Regions from separate parts of the Mus musculus genome. Here all the other regions are linked to region 3. Evidence: chromatin loops called from intact Hi-C (ENCODE). Cell type or tissue: heart. All regions are shown on one strand.

Evidence for each region. Hi-C counts contacts between places; a loop is a spot of excess contacts. Peaks named below come from ENCODE experiments on the same cell type or tissue, not always from the same donor. Only the 100,000 strongest peaks of a DNase experiment are listed, where the experiment ranks them.
Region 1: it touches region 3 in a loop (2.4-fold over the local background); 7 of 42 quality-filtered maps call a loop at or near these places.
Region 2: a loop joins it to region 3, with 8 times the contacts of the local background. A loop is called at or near these places in 40 of 42 quality-filtered maps.

The regions. Positions count from the first base shown.
Region 1 is chr11:95,822,499-95,827,498 of GRCm38, reverse strand. It overlaps Phospho1 (phosphatase, orphan 1), which reads right to left and starts at 2,999. Exons shown (of 3, transcript NM_153104.3): 1 at 2,790-2,999. It overlaps Gm38958 (predicted gene, 38958), which reads left to right and starts at 3,088. Exons shown (of 1, transcript NR_164195.1): 1 at 3,088-3,544. In heart, no CTCF peak of the experiment used is centred here; DNase peaks (open chromatin) are centred at 2,418 and 3,058; H3K4me3 peaks cover 2,383 bases; H3K27ac peaks cover 1,952 bases; H3K27me3 peaks cover 1,359 bases.
Region 2 is chr11:95,748,770-95,753,769 of GRCm38, reverse strand. Zfp652 (zinc finger protein 652) reads right to left here and starts at 4,703. Exons shown (of 5, transcript NM_201609.2): 1 at 3,623-4,703; 2 at 748-895; 3 at 293-408. The coding sequence starts at 4,519. In heart, a CTCF peak has its summit at 2,570 (motif pointing right); DNase peaks (open chromatin) are centred at 2,589 and 3,849.
Region 3 is chr11:95,684,263-95,689,262 of GRCm38, reverse strand. It overlaps Gm29873 (a long non-coding RNA gene), which reads left to right and starts at 1,991. Exons shown (of 3, transcript XR_388979.4): 1 at 1,991-2,075; 2 at 2,951-3,060. In heart, CTCF peaks have their summits at 269, 1,029, 1,775 (motif pointing left), 3,057 (motif pointing left) and 1 weaker place; DNase peaks (open chromatin) are centred at 92, 542, 1,812 and 3,062; H3K27ac peaks cover 1,425 bases.

The sequences.
Region 1 (5,000 bases), 140 kb before region 3:
AGCTCTCAGTGTTCTCTATCCCCTCAAAGAACCTATAGCTAGTAACTGGAAAGAGGTTAAAGCTCACTAGCAAAAACTAGCAGTGCTCTGGGAGACAACATTATTGAGATAGTGAGAGAGAAAGGGGCAGGGATGGTAGACGAGGGAACCGCATGCAAGGGACATTGGGGAAACTGTCACCATTGGAATCCCGGCTGATATAACCTTTGTCCCAAGACAAGAGTTAGAGGTGATAGGTCAGAGGGTGCCACACCCATTGTAAAAGCAATCACAAAGAGAGGAACTAAGTGTCAGGCAGGGAGGGAAGCAAGGGTCAGATACAAAGATACAAACCAAACGGGTCACCAGCAGCCACACAGAACAACCTTCTCTTCTCTTCCTGCTTCACTCCCCTCGTCCCACAGTCAGGACCAACCCCAGGGCTTTGCAGATACTATACAGCATGCCCTTAACCCATTATCTTTGTATTTAATTTTGAGACAGGGTCGACCAACCTGGACAGCCTCCTGAGTTCAGAGATTCCAGGCATGTAATAAAAATACTCTTGATAAGATTAATTTTCATCTCTTGGAGGGGGTTAACTACTTGCCTGTCTTCCTTTGAAAGAATTATACCAGTCCCAATGCTGACAGCTGACAGGCTCTCACTACCTAACCTTGGCTGGCTTGCAATTCTCTCTGTAGACTAGGCTGGCTTTGAACTTAGATCCTCCTGCCTTTGCCTCCTAAACACTGGGATTAAAGTCCAGCGCCTCCACTCTGGTAATCTTGTCTTTTTCTCTGCAGAGCAGAAGGCCAGGTATTCCGGGTTTCTTCCCAAAAATTGACACAGCCTCACAGACACTTGGTCCTTGCCCCATTCACCCCTAGTTATTTTCTGGCTTCATAGCATAGACCAGTTGGCAGCTGGTGATGCAGGAGATAGGGGCAGAGAATCTGAGTTTGAGGCCACCCTGAACTACATGAAAATTCCTGTTTCAAAACAACTGCCATTAAAAAAAAAAGTCACTCACTTCTGACAGGTGATAAGCGATAAGTCCTGGGCAGTGCAGGGCATTGCCTTTAATCACAGCAGAGGCAGAGGCAGAGGCAGAGGCAGAGGCAGAGGCAGAGGCAGAGAGGCAGAGAGGCAGAGAGGCAGAGAGGCAGAGAGGCAGAGGCAGAGGCAGAGGCAGAGAGGCAGAGGCAGAGAGGCAGAGGCAGAGAGGCAGAGGCAGAAGCAGAGAGGCAGAGGCAGAGGCAGAGGCAGAGGCAGAGGCAGAAGCAGAGAGGCAGAGGCAGAGGCAGAGGCAGAGGCAGAGGCAGAGGCAGAGGCAGAGGCAGAGGCAGAGGCAGAGGCAGAGGCAGAGGCAGAGAGGCAGAGGCAGAAGCAGAGAGGCAGAGGCAGAGAGGCAGAGAGGCAGAGAGGCAGAGAGGCAGAGAGGCAGAGAGGCAGAGGCAGAGGCAGAGGCAGAGGCAGAGGCAGAGGCAGAGGCAGAGGCAGAGGCAGAGAGGCAGAGGCAGAGGCAGGTGAAACTAAGTTAGAGGTCAGCTTGGTCTACAGAGTGAGTTCCAGGACAGCCGGTACTACACAGAGAAACCCTGTCTAGAAAAACAAAGCAACAAAAAATTCTGTGTGACCACCAGAGTCCCCGTGGAGAACAGGACAGGACCTTTGAGTTTCTCCCACATGCTAGAGCAGCCAGGAGGCAAACTTTTGGGGGCTGAGGGAAGTCCTTTTCTAGTCTCATCTAAGATCAATGTTTGCAGCCCTGATTCCCTATCACAGCCCCTGCCTGCTCCTTTGATACAAATACTTTTAGGTTAGATCTGTGGGAAGTCGGGGTAGGGGTGTGTGTGTGTGTGTGTGTGTGTGTGCACTAACTTAAGTCTAAGCTTGAAATTCTCCTAATGGGGGAGAGGGTAGAGCCCATAGGAAAGTTTGGGGAGTTTTCCACAAGAAACATGCAGACTGAGAGTGGGGGTGAGCACTTAAAAACTGTCAAGCCCTCTCTGCTTCAAGAATAAGTATGCCCATCACTAGAAATTAGATCTGACAATTAAGCTAGGATTCCTGCCCCCAACACTCGCAACTTCACAAACTCCTTTCTTGTTCATTAACCCGTAATGGGCAAGGGAGGGGGTGCAGAGAGGTCCAGCTTACATCACACAGCATCAGAAATAGGATTAAAACTCAGGGATCTCTACTGCCTCTTGAAGAAATTACCTGAACTCCGGAGGCTCTGTATGTTCCCTGTCCTAGCTAGTCTGCGCCCCGGTGCCAGTGAGGAATCTGGGACTAGGCGTCACCTCTGGGGTCCCCTGCCTGGGGTGGACAAGCAGAGGTGATTCTTACTGGGTAGGGGCAGGGAGATGGCAGCTGCCGGTGGGGTAGCAGGAGAGATATTTTTAGAGGTGACTGGAAAGCAGGCACTCTGGCACACCCCCAGCTGGCGGGCGCTTCGCTCTAATGCGGGCGGGGGGTGCGTAGCTCGGGGAGAAGGAAGGACTTGTGGGTGGCGGGGAGCTATGACAGTCCCCGGAGATGAAGGGACACTGGGTACCATTAACCTGGGAAAGGAGGGGGTTCAGTTCTCTGCCCCTGGGACTACCCCACCACCAAGCACATGAAACACACTCAAACTACACACAGCCCCCACCCCAACATTTAGATCGCGGTCCTCCCGGAGCCCAAGACTCATGCGGGGCAGCAGCGGTCACGCTGTCTGTCCCAGCTGAGTTTGGAGTGGAAGTAGTGGGAAGGGGGCTACTTAAGGGATTTAGGGACAGGATGGAGCAAGGGGTGCTTACGGGATTTGGGGGGTACGCGGTCTTATCCACCCCCGGATTTCTGAGCTCCGGCTCACGAATCCCTCCAGCCCCGAGGGACTGTGGATGATGTGCTTCTGCTCCGTCCCTTCCACCTGCCCCCCATCCTCGGGGCCGCCGCCGCGTCCCCTTTAAATGCCGGGGAGCCAGAGCCCGAGCCGCGGCGGGCGCTGCGGCAGCCGCAGCACCCGGGCCCACCGCAGTCCCCGCACGTCACAAGCGCCCAGCCAATCACCGTGGCGCCGGCGCACATCAAAGGGGCGGGCTGCCCGGGAGCCACGCCTCCGGGCTGTCCCGGAGGCCGCGCGAGCGGCCGTGAGACTGGGCGGGCGGGACGGGTGGAGCGTGGCGCGTCCCGTCCGAGGAGCGTGGGTGCGGGGCACCCTCTGCGTGCGCGTGGGCACGTGCGTGAGTCAGTGTCACACTGCCCGCCTCCTGCTGGGCTCGGCGCCAGGACTCTGCAGGCAGCCCTTCCACCGCCCGGCTTCCCTCCTTGTCGCGGGACAGCCGGGTGACCGGCCCGCCAAGCAGCCCTCCCTCCATGTGCTCCGAGCTCGCCCTCTGCCCTTCCGGGAGGAGTCGCGGCATCCTGCCGAGTCCTCGGAACCCTGTCCCCAAATTACCGGGTACTCGGGCTTGCCGATGGAAAAGCTCTCCCAATCCAGCACCGCCTAAACTCGGAGTTGGAGAACCGACACTTGAGCACTGTGGTGCAAATAAAACCCGCTTTCTCCCAAGTTCCCGCTCTTCCTCTCTGGCGAGCTTTCCCTTCCTTCCCACCCCTCAGAACACTAGATTACGATTAAAAGAGAGGAGGTGAAACCTGCACTTTCTGAACCGGTGCGACGAACCCAGGAGAAAAGACTTGTCCAAGAGTTCGAACACAAGGACACCTCACTTCAGTCACAGAACAGGATCTGTGGGTGAGGAGGTGCACCCTGGCCTGGGTCTACCTTCAACTCTCCTATCATCCTCTAGCTTTGAATACCAGAGCTCCGTGCTTCCACCAGCAGAAGGCAGATTGGCAGAAAAGTTGCCGATACGATGGACCACCCGCCCAAATCTTTGAGGGCGACGTCTCCATTGCCCCTGCTCCCTCTCTAACACGCCAGCGCCCCTTCACCTCTTTCCTGAAGTCCAAGGGCTACCGGTGTTTATTCTACCTAGCTCTACCTAGCGGTGCTCAGGCCCTGGGCCTTTTATCTTGAGTCGGGGTGGGAGGGTGGGTCTCTTATAATTTGTTGCTACCTATTCTAGGCCCGACCCTGAGCTCCTAAATCTCCTGCTTCCATGTCCAATTTGATGGATTAAAGGCCCGAGTCCCCACACCCTGCAATCCCTCCTCTTAAAGAAGCAGTTTCATCTCCACACCCTTCTCAAAGACAGGCTCACACAGCCTTCATCATCTGTGTTGTATCTGTTCTCGGCCCTCCAATGCCCCCCAGACCCCCCCCCCCTTTGAGACAGTTTCCTGTCGCCCAGGCTAGTAATGGGCCTTGCTGTATAGTCCAGAATGACGGTCTACTCCCGAGTTCCTGCCTCTACCTTCTGAGCGCTGGGATTAAAGGCATGTGTGCCACTATGCCCTTTCTTAAACCAGCCCTAGGTGTACTTGAGGGGAGTGGGTAGATGGCTGGAAAGATTTGAATGTCTGGATCCATGCTCCCATCCTTGTTCTCCTTCCAAAATGATGCCACTGAGGCTCTGAAGAAATCGAACTGGGAAGAGCTAACCCAGCTTGCTTGGGCTATCCAGTTGATGAACCGTAGCGTTGGAGTTCCAACCCAGTTTGCTTACCCATGACCTCATACTGCGCCTCTCCCTTGTCACTTTTACTCTTTTTTAAGTAAATTGAGGGCAGAGACCATGTTTGCCTTTGTTGTTGTCTTCCAAAAGGGCAGGGTTTCTCTGTGGAGCTCTGGCTGTCTAAGACCTCGCTCTGTAGATGAGGCTGGCTTTGAACTCCGAAATCAGCCTGCCTCTGCCTCCCCAGTTTTGAAGTTAAAGAATTGGGCCACCACCACCCGATCGATCCATGTCTGTTTTACTCAACACTGTGACCCAGACCCCAGGATTTAATCTGGACACTGACACCTCTAGGCCTTAGATGTTTGTTTTTTGCTGGCTCTGGTGGTGGCACTCACCTTTAATCTCAGCACTTGGGAGGCAGAGGTAAGTGGATCAAGGTTAGTC
Region 2 (5,000 bases), 65 kb before region 3:
GCTGAGTTATGAACACGGGGAATTTCTCAGGTAATTATCACTGGCTCAGACTCAGCTTCTCTGAATCACTGAGAGAAAGATCAGCCACTGCACATCACTCTCAGTTACCCCTAAGAGACTGGGTGCTGATGGGCCATCTCTCTTCTCAGCACTGAGAGATCACCAAGCACCTCGCATGCCAGAAGCTCCAGTGTGTCCCAGCCTTGTGCTCTGCACCCCGCACTCCATCTACTACTGCGTCATCCACGCAACCCTAGCCATGGACAGGGCCTGGGCATAGCTTGCCCCTTACCTCACATCTGAAGGGTTTCTCTCCAGAATGCTGCAAGGAGTGCACCTTGAGTGACATACTGCGCTTGAAAGACTTTCCACAGGTCTCACATGTAAATGGCATGTCTTTTGTGTGTGCTGTAACACAGAAAAATGCATTTAAACTCAAAACAATTCCACTAAAACCCCCAGAATGGAGAAGCCAGATGCCATAAGGTGAGGAAACTACGCTGTCTTCATTTCTACCTCTCACTTTGACAGTAATGTTCCAAAGAGAGAACAAATTGCACTACTGAAAAGAACTCTGGGTAGGGAAGACTGCACTGTCCAACCTGATCATGCTTACTAAAGACAAGCTACATATAGTCTCAACAAGCTAAAACTGACTGCAGTATGCTGACTCTGCATATCCTGCCCAATGTGGAGCAGAGAGCACTCCAGGAGTCTGCAGGTGGAGAAAGAGGGGCGGAGACTCACCAACCATGTGTTTTCGTACATGAGCCATGGTATAGAACTTCTTCTCGCAAATTTCACAGGCAAATTTTTTTTCTGCATATCCATGGACAATCTTGATATGTTCATGAAGGGACCAGAGTTTCTTGAAGGATTTGTTACAGGAAACACACTAGCAGGACAAGCAGAAAGAATCTTTATTTACTGAGGCTTCAGGAGGCCATCCTACCTCCTGGCAGAGGAAATGGATCTACTTTAGATTCATGGCACAAGACCAGAATCCTAACAAAAACGATTCCTGCATGCAGTTCATCTTCCAACACTAACCTCTGTATGTTCTATTTTCCAAGACCCACCTTTTAGATACCTTGGGAGCAAGCAAACAGCAGCAAACCTAAGGCAAGAAGTAAGAAGTCCCACGAGCAGCAAAGAACTAATTGCTATTACCGCTCCCGTGCTCCACTGATGAAAAGAACATCCAATATCCTTTTTGGTGTTTATGTATTCTGTTTTGTTGCTTGTTTTGAGAAAGAGTGTCTCACTATAGAACCACCCTCAAACCCTGAGCCACTAAGGCCAACCTCAAATCTGATCCTGCTCCAGTCTCAGGTGTGGGGAGTGTAAGTCCAGGCTGGCACACCTGCTAGAACTTCAGGCACGCTACGGCACAGACCAGCACGTACAGCTGCCTTCTACCCAGGCTGCCATGCAGTTAAGATGTACTTACCAGAGAATATAAATAAGCCTGAAGTTAGCACAACCAAAGACAAGATATATAAGTATTATAGATCTGAAGGGTATAAAAATGTCCTCATGCTTTAGAAAACACATTTTGAAGAATTCTGTAACAAAATGTTCAAGATTTACTAACTTTCCCTAAATTTAATTCAGTCTGCCATTTCCCTCCAGCAGAAGCTAACGCAACCTCTTAAACCACTGACCACCCCCACCCCCCACCCCCCACCCCCCACCCCCAATTCCAGACCTCCTTATATCACAACGCCTAGTTCTCCAAACCATGGCTCAGCAGCAGCCTGGATTATTAGGCATAAAGAATGACTAAATCAACCAAACGATACCAGAAAATTCTTGACAACTGCCAGGCTCTGAGGAATGAACAGTAAGAGAACTCAGTCACTACAGCCCTTGAGTGCCACTGCCACTGCAGAGGTCAAGAACCAAGAGCTCAGAGACAAGCCCCTGGATGGACACTGCTCTGGAAAAGGTCAGATGGCCCCTGTAAGCCACCATTTCTGCAACGATTAGTTTTCTCTTCTCATGAGATTGTCAGGGTTGTCAGGAGCTGCATGAAGACACACAGCACAAGATTCTTTAGGAATGGAAAGGGCTTGGGTTTTTTTAAAAAGTATTTCTTTATATAGTTGAGTGTTTTGTCTGCTGTATGTATATATACTGCATATGTGGCTGGTGCCCAAGGAGGACAGAAGAGGATGTTAGATCCCTGGAACGGGGGGATGAGCTGCCATGAGAGCCTTGGGCACCAAACTCAGGTTCTCTGAAGAGTGCCCAGTGCTGAGCCATCTCTTCAGCCTAGGAGTCTGCACGGCTTTCAGTCAGCAGAACCCACACAACACAAGCACAAGGGTGAACATGCTATGATAGGAGAAGCACAGAAGCTTACAAACAAGACCTGGTGTTTTTGGTTACTCAATCAAATTCAAGCTAAAAAAAAAAAAAAAAAAAAAAAAGAATAAGAAGAAAGGAAGAAGAGGGGGAGGACGGAGGGAGGGAGGGAACCCACAAAATAAGCAGATCATAGAGACAGAAATGAGGAATGCCTTTTCAGTAAAGAGCCACTATGAAATCCAAGTTTGACCTCTAGGGGGCAGCACTGAACCATGCTCCATTGGACTGACCCTGCAACCAACTTCTGCCCAGGCACCTGCTGGAGAACATGGCCAGAGTCTCTTTTATTTACCCAGCATACCTCTATCATGTCATGATTTACAAGCTAAATCAGTGGCTTATAAAAAAAACCAAAAATCTCTTTAAAGAAAGGCATTCAGTTATTGATTAAAAACAATTGTCTAAAAGAGAAAATTAAACTTCCCACACCAAAAGTAAAACAATTTATCTTTTAAAGTTAGCTTCAATATGGTAATTATTATATACATCTTATGGACACATAACAGACTTACCATGTATGAATATCCATTAATACACAAACATATACATACACCAATATAGCTGCAATAAATTCAACACCTCTTAACCTGTCACAGTACAATCTTTCCAAGACACCAGAGTGGTTTGAATAGCACGCTTTGTTACATCAGCAGCACTGTACAGCAACATTATTATGTAACCCTACTGCCAGGTAAGCAACATTTTCAAACAGCTCAGCCTCTGTTTAAGGTTTGCATATTCCCACGGGCTTGCCTCTTGACACATTTAGTGTTGCCATCTCTCCACGGGTGTAAGGAGATCTTCCATTTCCACAGGTCTGAGTCATGGTCTCTGTCCCCATCAGCTGCACTAGACTCTGACATCCTTCTAATTGGAAAGGACCTTTCTCTACTCCTGGCCCTCACTCGGCAAACCTCCCACCGTGACAGAAGATGCCAGAATGAATTATCTCACAGGTCCCACAACAGAGACTCTCAGTGCAAAGTCGGCGCTGACTTTACATCCCAGTCAGTCATCTATAACCAATCCCCCTTCCAGTGCACCTGGTTCTCACTAATCCATCGTCAGTTAAGTGTAATGCTTTTGAAAGACAGGATTAAGCCTTGGTTTTGAAAAGACCCAAGCAGCAGAGTCTAAAGTGATAATTGGTGAAATCTGTCCCTTCAGCCTCTATCCTCTTGGGCAGACACCAGATGACTCTGAACAGCCAGGTCCTAGCCTGGAAACTTTGCCCTCCGCTGGTGAGACCTACCTGAATGTTTTTTTCACAGTCTGTTTGCTGGTGAAGGGACAGCTCACTTTCCAGGACAAACTTCTTGCCACATTTATCACAGATCTGCATGCGCCTGTGAGTAACGTTCATGTGCTTCTCCAGGTACCAGCGAGTATTAAACACCCTGGGGCACTTCTCACAGGTCAGAGTCTCTTTCTCTTCACACTTAGCTTTCTGAACTGGCGCTTTAGCCTCCTTGGTGGCCCGCTTCTTCCTCTTGGGTAGCTCTGCACTTTTCCTACGGCCTCGAGTTGTGCGGGGTGCAGGGGAAGTGGTAGCTGCGGCAGCAGAGGCCGCTCTCCGGGTTCGCCTCTGTGTAACCCTGACTCTCTCCACTTGCTTCTCCTTTTTCTTCTGCCGTCCGTTCTCTCCGTAGTCACTGCTGTTATCTGTGGCCTCCTCCTCAGTCTCTTCCTCGTCTTCCTCACTGCTTGTCTTAAGGACAGGCGTCTCTTTGGACTGGGAAGAGACACCCTTTTCCCCTTTAGAGACATTTAATGTTTGGTTATTAAGGTTTACCTCCACTATGATCTGCTCCCTTTTGTAAGAGACTTCCTCCTCCTCTTCCGTGTCATCAGAATTCTCCCGGTCTTCCTTGACAGTATGCACATCAGACACTGCCCTTGGCTCCCTGAAATATGGCTGCTCCTCCGTCTCGTGGAGATGTGGTTTGCTCATCTTGGTGTCTGCTAGCACAGAGTAAGGGCTTCCAGACTCCCTTTTATACACTTTGGTGGACAGGTCGAGCTCCTGGCTGGCACCATGGTAGAAGGTGGGTGGCGCCTGACTTCGATGGCTCTCTTCCTGGGCCATTCCTTCTGCATGCACTGCACAGGGTTCAACCAGCTCCGGACAAGGACTGGCTGTGTAGCTCATTAGGAAGTGGCCCAGTTCAGACGACACAGAACACCTTGAAAACAGGGCAATTAAGACTCAAATCTTTCTCCCTCCACGGAGAACTAACTACTCAAGAAGTGAGAATAAGAAACTCCTGCAGCCTGCATGCAGTTCTTCCTGTGTCACAGCACCACCGCCACCTTAAGTCAAAAAGGGCTGTTCTTACGGCAGGCGCAGAGCACTCCTCGTCTTCTTTCGAAGAGAACTGCAGGGGACTTGGAGCATCTTGTCTATAAAGAGAAAAAAAAATGAGGGAAAAAATTATATCACCATATTCTTCTTAGGCCATGGAATTCCTCACAACACACAAAATTTAAAATCATTACATTCCATACACTTTGATTCATTATTCTCCTCAAATGGTTTGAAATGGATATTATTTTACAGGCTTGTATGAGTCCCCAATTTCAGTTAGAATGTAAATTCTATCATACCAAGAGCCATATCTGTCAAATTCACC
Region 3 (5,000 bases):
CACCAGTGGCATGCAGGACTTGTTGACTGCACCAAATATATCTGTAGTCCTCATCTCCAGCCTCCACCCTGGCCACACCACAGTTTCACACTCTTGGAACTGTCCCCACCACTCCCTCTGCGTCAGCCGCCCCACGGTCTCATGCAGCAGTGCTTTCCTGCCGCATCGGGAGCCAGTTCTGCTTGGTGCCCCCTTTTGAGACTGCTTGTATAGTCTGTGAGCATGAACTGGGCATCCCAGTGAACAGGGAGAGCTGTGTGGGGCAGACACTGAGAGAGGCACAAGAAAATATGTCAGTGCTGCCTCTAGGGACAGCACGTTCTTGTGACTGTCCCCTAAAGAGCTGCTTCATGAAAGTTCAGAGGTGTTTCATGTCAGAGTGTTGGAGGCTAAGGGGACCCAGGCAGGGTTGCGTTTATCAGAAAAGCCTTCCCACTGGGGGAGATAGCAGCTAGACTTTCATTGTCAGGAAGTCTGGCCAACCTGGGCCAACGGGTCCATGAAGTAGGGAGCCCTTCCTGGCAGTGGGACCAAAATCCCTTATGATCTCTAGCAGGAAGTTGTTTTCTGAATCCTGGCTGCTCCTTCCCCTCTGGGCTAACAAGCTGATAAAGACTTGCGGCCAGCCTCAGCAAAGAGGAAGTGGACTGGCTTCCTGTTTGTTTGTGACTCTCAGAGCCGCATGGCACAGCGCGTACAGCAAGCAGTCAAACAGAACAATCTGGTCTTGAGGAGTCTGAGTCCTGAGGAGTGGGTTTGCTGTGGAGCACACTTTCCACGGTTGGGAGTCGGGTTCCATTCCAGAGCAATGGGTACTCGGGAGAGCAGGCCCCAAGCAGCTAAGCCCGCAGATCTGGAAAGAGAGGCAGCAACTTCCCCAAAGAAGCCAAAGGCATAGATTCTCAATGCTAAGTCCCTGGGAATGCTAAGGGCCCAGAGCAACTGTCCTCCTTAAGACAGAGGTCTTTTCTGGGTACAATCGGTTACTGTGCTAAAACCAAGCGCAGGGACCTCTGGGGGTCCTCTGAAGAAGCAGACAACAAGGGTTAAGATTTGTCGGCAGTCGTAAAAGCCAATTAGAGGCAACACAGCAAAAGCAAAAGCAAAAACTCTTCATGAATCCACATGAAGGAAAAGAGAACCTGGGATTGATTCTGCAGCTCTATAGAAGCCCTCGAGACAGGGTTCCTCTGTGTAGTCCCAGCTGTCCTGGAACTCACTCTGTAGACCAGGCTGGCCTCAAACTCAGAAATCCGCCTGCCTCTGCCTCCCTATGCTGAGATTAAAGACTGCACCACCACTGCCCTGTGAGAGCTGGCTCTTGAAAGTCCTCACAAGGGTGCTGTGCCACACACAACCCCCCCCACACACACCAGTGTAATGCAAATAGCATAGAAGGATCATAAAAGTGAAATACTCTTGACCATTTCTCCCTCATGGGTCCTTCCTCCCCAAATAACTTGTTTGATTTCTTAAATTTCCCTCTCTGACCAAACGAAACCAAAAAAAACAACAACAACAACAACAACACAAAACATTCAGTAGTGCACATAACTCTTAGCCTCTATGTGTCTTTTTGTAATTATTTGCAGAAAACAGTTCATATTTAGAGCACCTGATTATCCTTCTCCTCAAAACAAATATTCATTATTATTTATGTATGTATATGTATAATATTACCTGAGGGCAAAGAGACATTAGTCTATTTTCTTTTTTTACATTTCTCTGTGTCTTTGACAATCAAGAGGTCCTAAGTCCGGAGGTGGCTCCCAACCATCTGTAAAGGGATCCGATGCCCTCTTCTGGCGTGTGAAGACGTGCAGAGAGGGGCTGGGGCCAGGGTTCCCTGAGGCTCTGGCAGGGAGGAGGAGAGGCCGATGCTTCCCTTTCAGATCCGAACACACTAGAAACAGTGCCGAGGATCCACATTCTGCCTTGTGGATCCCTGTGACAAGTCTGAAGGCTCCAGCCACCCCCTTTCCGTTTCTTCCCTATTTCACTGCCTCGTGGTTTAATTTTCAGCCTGAACCAGATAATGAAGAGCAGAGAGCTGAAGGAAAAGAAGAAGAAAATCGGTAATGTAAAGTTTTTTAATAAAATGGCCCAGCTCACCCTTCATGCGGGGATAAATTTTATTTATTTTATGTATGTGTGTGTGGGGGTTTGGCTGTTGCTGTTTGATTCTGCACATATATCTGTGCACCACTGTGTGTGCCTGGTGCCTGGGGTGGAGAAAAGGGCATCTGATTCTCTGGGACTAGAGTTACAGATGGACGTGAGCCACCTTGTGGGGCTGGGAATCAAACCTGGACTCTTTGGAAGAGAAGCCAGTGCCCTTAACTGCTAGGCTACCTCTCCAAGCCCCTGGATGGAGCCTTTGGACAAAGGACCTGTGTCCTATCTGCATTTTTATCCCCTGAGGCATCTGACCTAGGACTGCACATACTTGCTGGATGAATGGATTAAACAAAACTCAAGTGTAACATTTGCCTTTTCAGGCCTGTCCACTCATTAAAAACACCTTCAAGTCTGCAGGTCAAGCCTCCCTGAACACTTGACCTATCAGATTTCATGATGGATCCTCCTTCCGCTCCCAAGTATTTTGGGAAACTGCAAGGGAATCTTTGGGGGTTTCAGAAAGAAAATCCGATGTCCCTTCTGTGTCCTATAAATTTATTAACAACTGGATAAGCCCCGCCCCCCCGAAACTGACCTCAGGCCACTAAAACCTGCGCATTCAGCACCCTGAAAGCCTCACTGGTCTAAGACACACAACAGGTGAGACCAGAGCCTGCCTAGAGGTTCTGGTTTCCCCTGGTAAAACATGGATAACACCAGTTTGGCCTGTGGTTAGAACTTGTTAGTATATTTACAACCACAGATGCCAAGGGGTTCTCTATCAGGAACTCAATATTCAGAGGGTCACCTTAACCTATTTGCTTATCTTCAGTGTTGGCCAGGCCAGAACAGATGGATCTTTTTCTGAACAAGTTGTTCATGTCACCCAGACTGGAACTCTCGATGGCAATCAGGCTGCTGCCACCTGGTGGAGAAAAGCAGGTATAGTCACGCCTGGCTCAGGGTTTGGCCCCTATGAGTGAATAACTCCTGAGAATAAACCACTGGATTCCAAGCCTGCCCATCACAGAGCCTTCCCACAAACCACAGCAGTGTCTAAGGCCTCCGTGGGAGGTGGAAACATCCCTCAGCACTCTGATAGCGAGAGCTTCCCTGCCTCGCAGCTCATCCTGCAACAGCACTGTCATACGGAGATGTTAACCAACTTTTTGTTGCTGCGAAACGTTACCTGAGGAAAATCAGCTTAAAGGAAGAAAGGTTTAGTCGGGTTCACGATTTCTGAGGCCTCAGTCCATGGTCAGAAACATCACTACAGAGGGAGCATGTGGAGGGTCACTGCTTGCCTCGTACCGGCTGGGGGCGTTGGGGGTGCAGAGAATGAGAGGAGGGGCAAAGGCCACATGGCCACGCTGAGTGACTTCCTCCAACGAGGCCTCCCAATGTCATTAACTTGGGAATCCATCAATGGATCAATCCTGTGTGTGTGTGCATGTATATAAAGTGTGCATTTATCAGCCTACATGCAGAGACTAAAGGGGGATGTCTAAGTCCAGTCTCCTACTCTATTACTCTGAGTTTCCATAAAGTGGGATGTTTCACTGAACCTGGAGCTTGTGAATTCTTTTCTGACTAGGCTGGTGGCCCACAAGCCCAGCAATCCTTCTGTCTTCATCCAAGCCCACACTGGGGTTACAGGCACTAAAAACCATGCCTGCCTTTTTTATATGGGTGCTGGGCATGTGAACTCAAGCTTTGATGCTTATGTAGAGAGTATTGTTATCCACTCTTCCTGGCTCATGATTAGGTCAGAGCCCCCATGATCCACCCAGTTTCCCCAAATCATACCACGGGGCATTGCATTAGAAACTAAGCCTTTAATCCTTTTGTATCCAAATGACAAGAGTCATAGCCTCAGGGGGGTTGCTGTTGTTGAAACTGAAGTTGTTTTTTATTGTGAGTTACTGCAGGTGGGACCCCCCCCCCCCCGGAGTTTGTGCATGCTAGACACGTGTTCTCCCCTTGAGCTACATCCCCAGCTCTCTCAGTTTTGTTTTTATGTATTAATTAAAACAAACAAGCAACCCAGGGGCTGGAGAGATGACTCAGTGGTTAAGAACACTGGCTGTTCTTCCAGAGGTCCTAGATTCAATTCCCAGTACCCACATGGTGGCTCACAACTGTCTGTAACTTCAGTTCCAGGGGATCCAACACCCACACACAGATAGGCAGGCAAAACACCAGTGCACATAAATGCACATAAAGAAAACATTAAAAAGTGTAAACACATATTTAAAAAAACAAACAAACCCAGAGTGTAGAATTTATGTAACTGATAAGAGTTCTCTCAAGAGCCAGAATTCAAACCCAGATCTCTCTGGTTCTACAACTTTCCCTCTACTTTGAGTCACCGTTGAGTGAGCCCATGGGAAGTCCCACCCAGTGGCCATCTTCATCCTGGCAGTGAGCACTGCTGAGTTCACTGGCAGGAGGGGCTTTCAAAGGAGAAGGTGGTGTTTGGCTTCCTGACTAGTCTAGTCTAGCTGGTAACAAAACTACTGGTGAGAGGCATGAAGAAGAGGCTGTAAGGCACCTGTGAGTGCAAAGAAAGGATCTCCAAGCTGAGTGTCAACACTGGAACTGAGAGCTGAGCAGGAGCCTCAGGACAGCACTACAGAGTGTGGAGACCTGGGCCTACCTGATCCTGTGGGACGCCCAGCAGGACTCCTGGCCCTCCACACCTAAAGGAAGAAGCATTCCCAAGGAGCTGAAAACTCCCCGCTGTTCCCTGCTGTCTGGGATGTTAGTGGAGTACCATTAAATAGGAAAGGAGCCTGGAGGAAAGACGCGCTAAAGAGGACCTTGACAAAGTCAGAGGTGGTGGCTCAGGGTAAGGGGACAATCCCTCAAACTGGAAAAGGTCA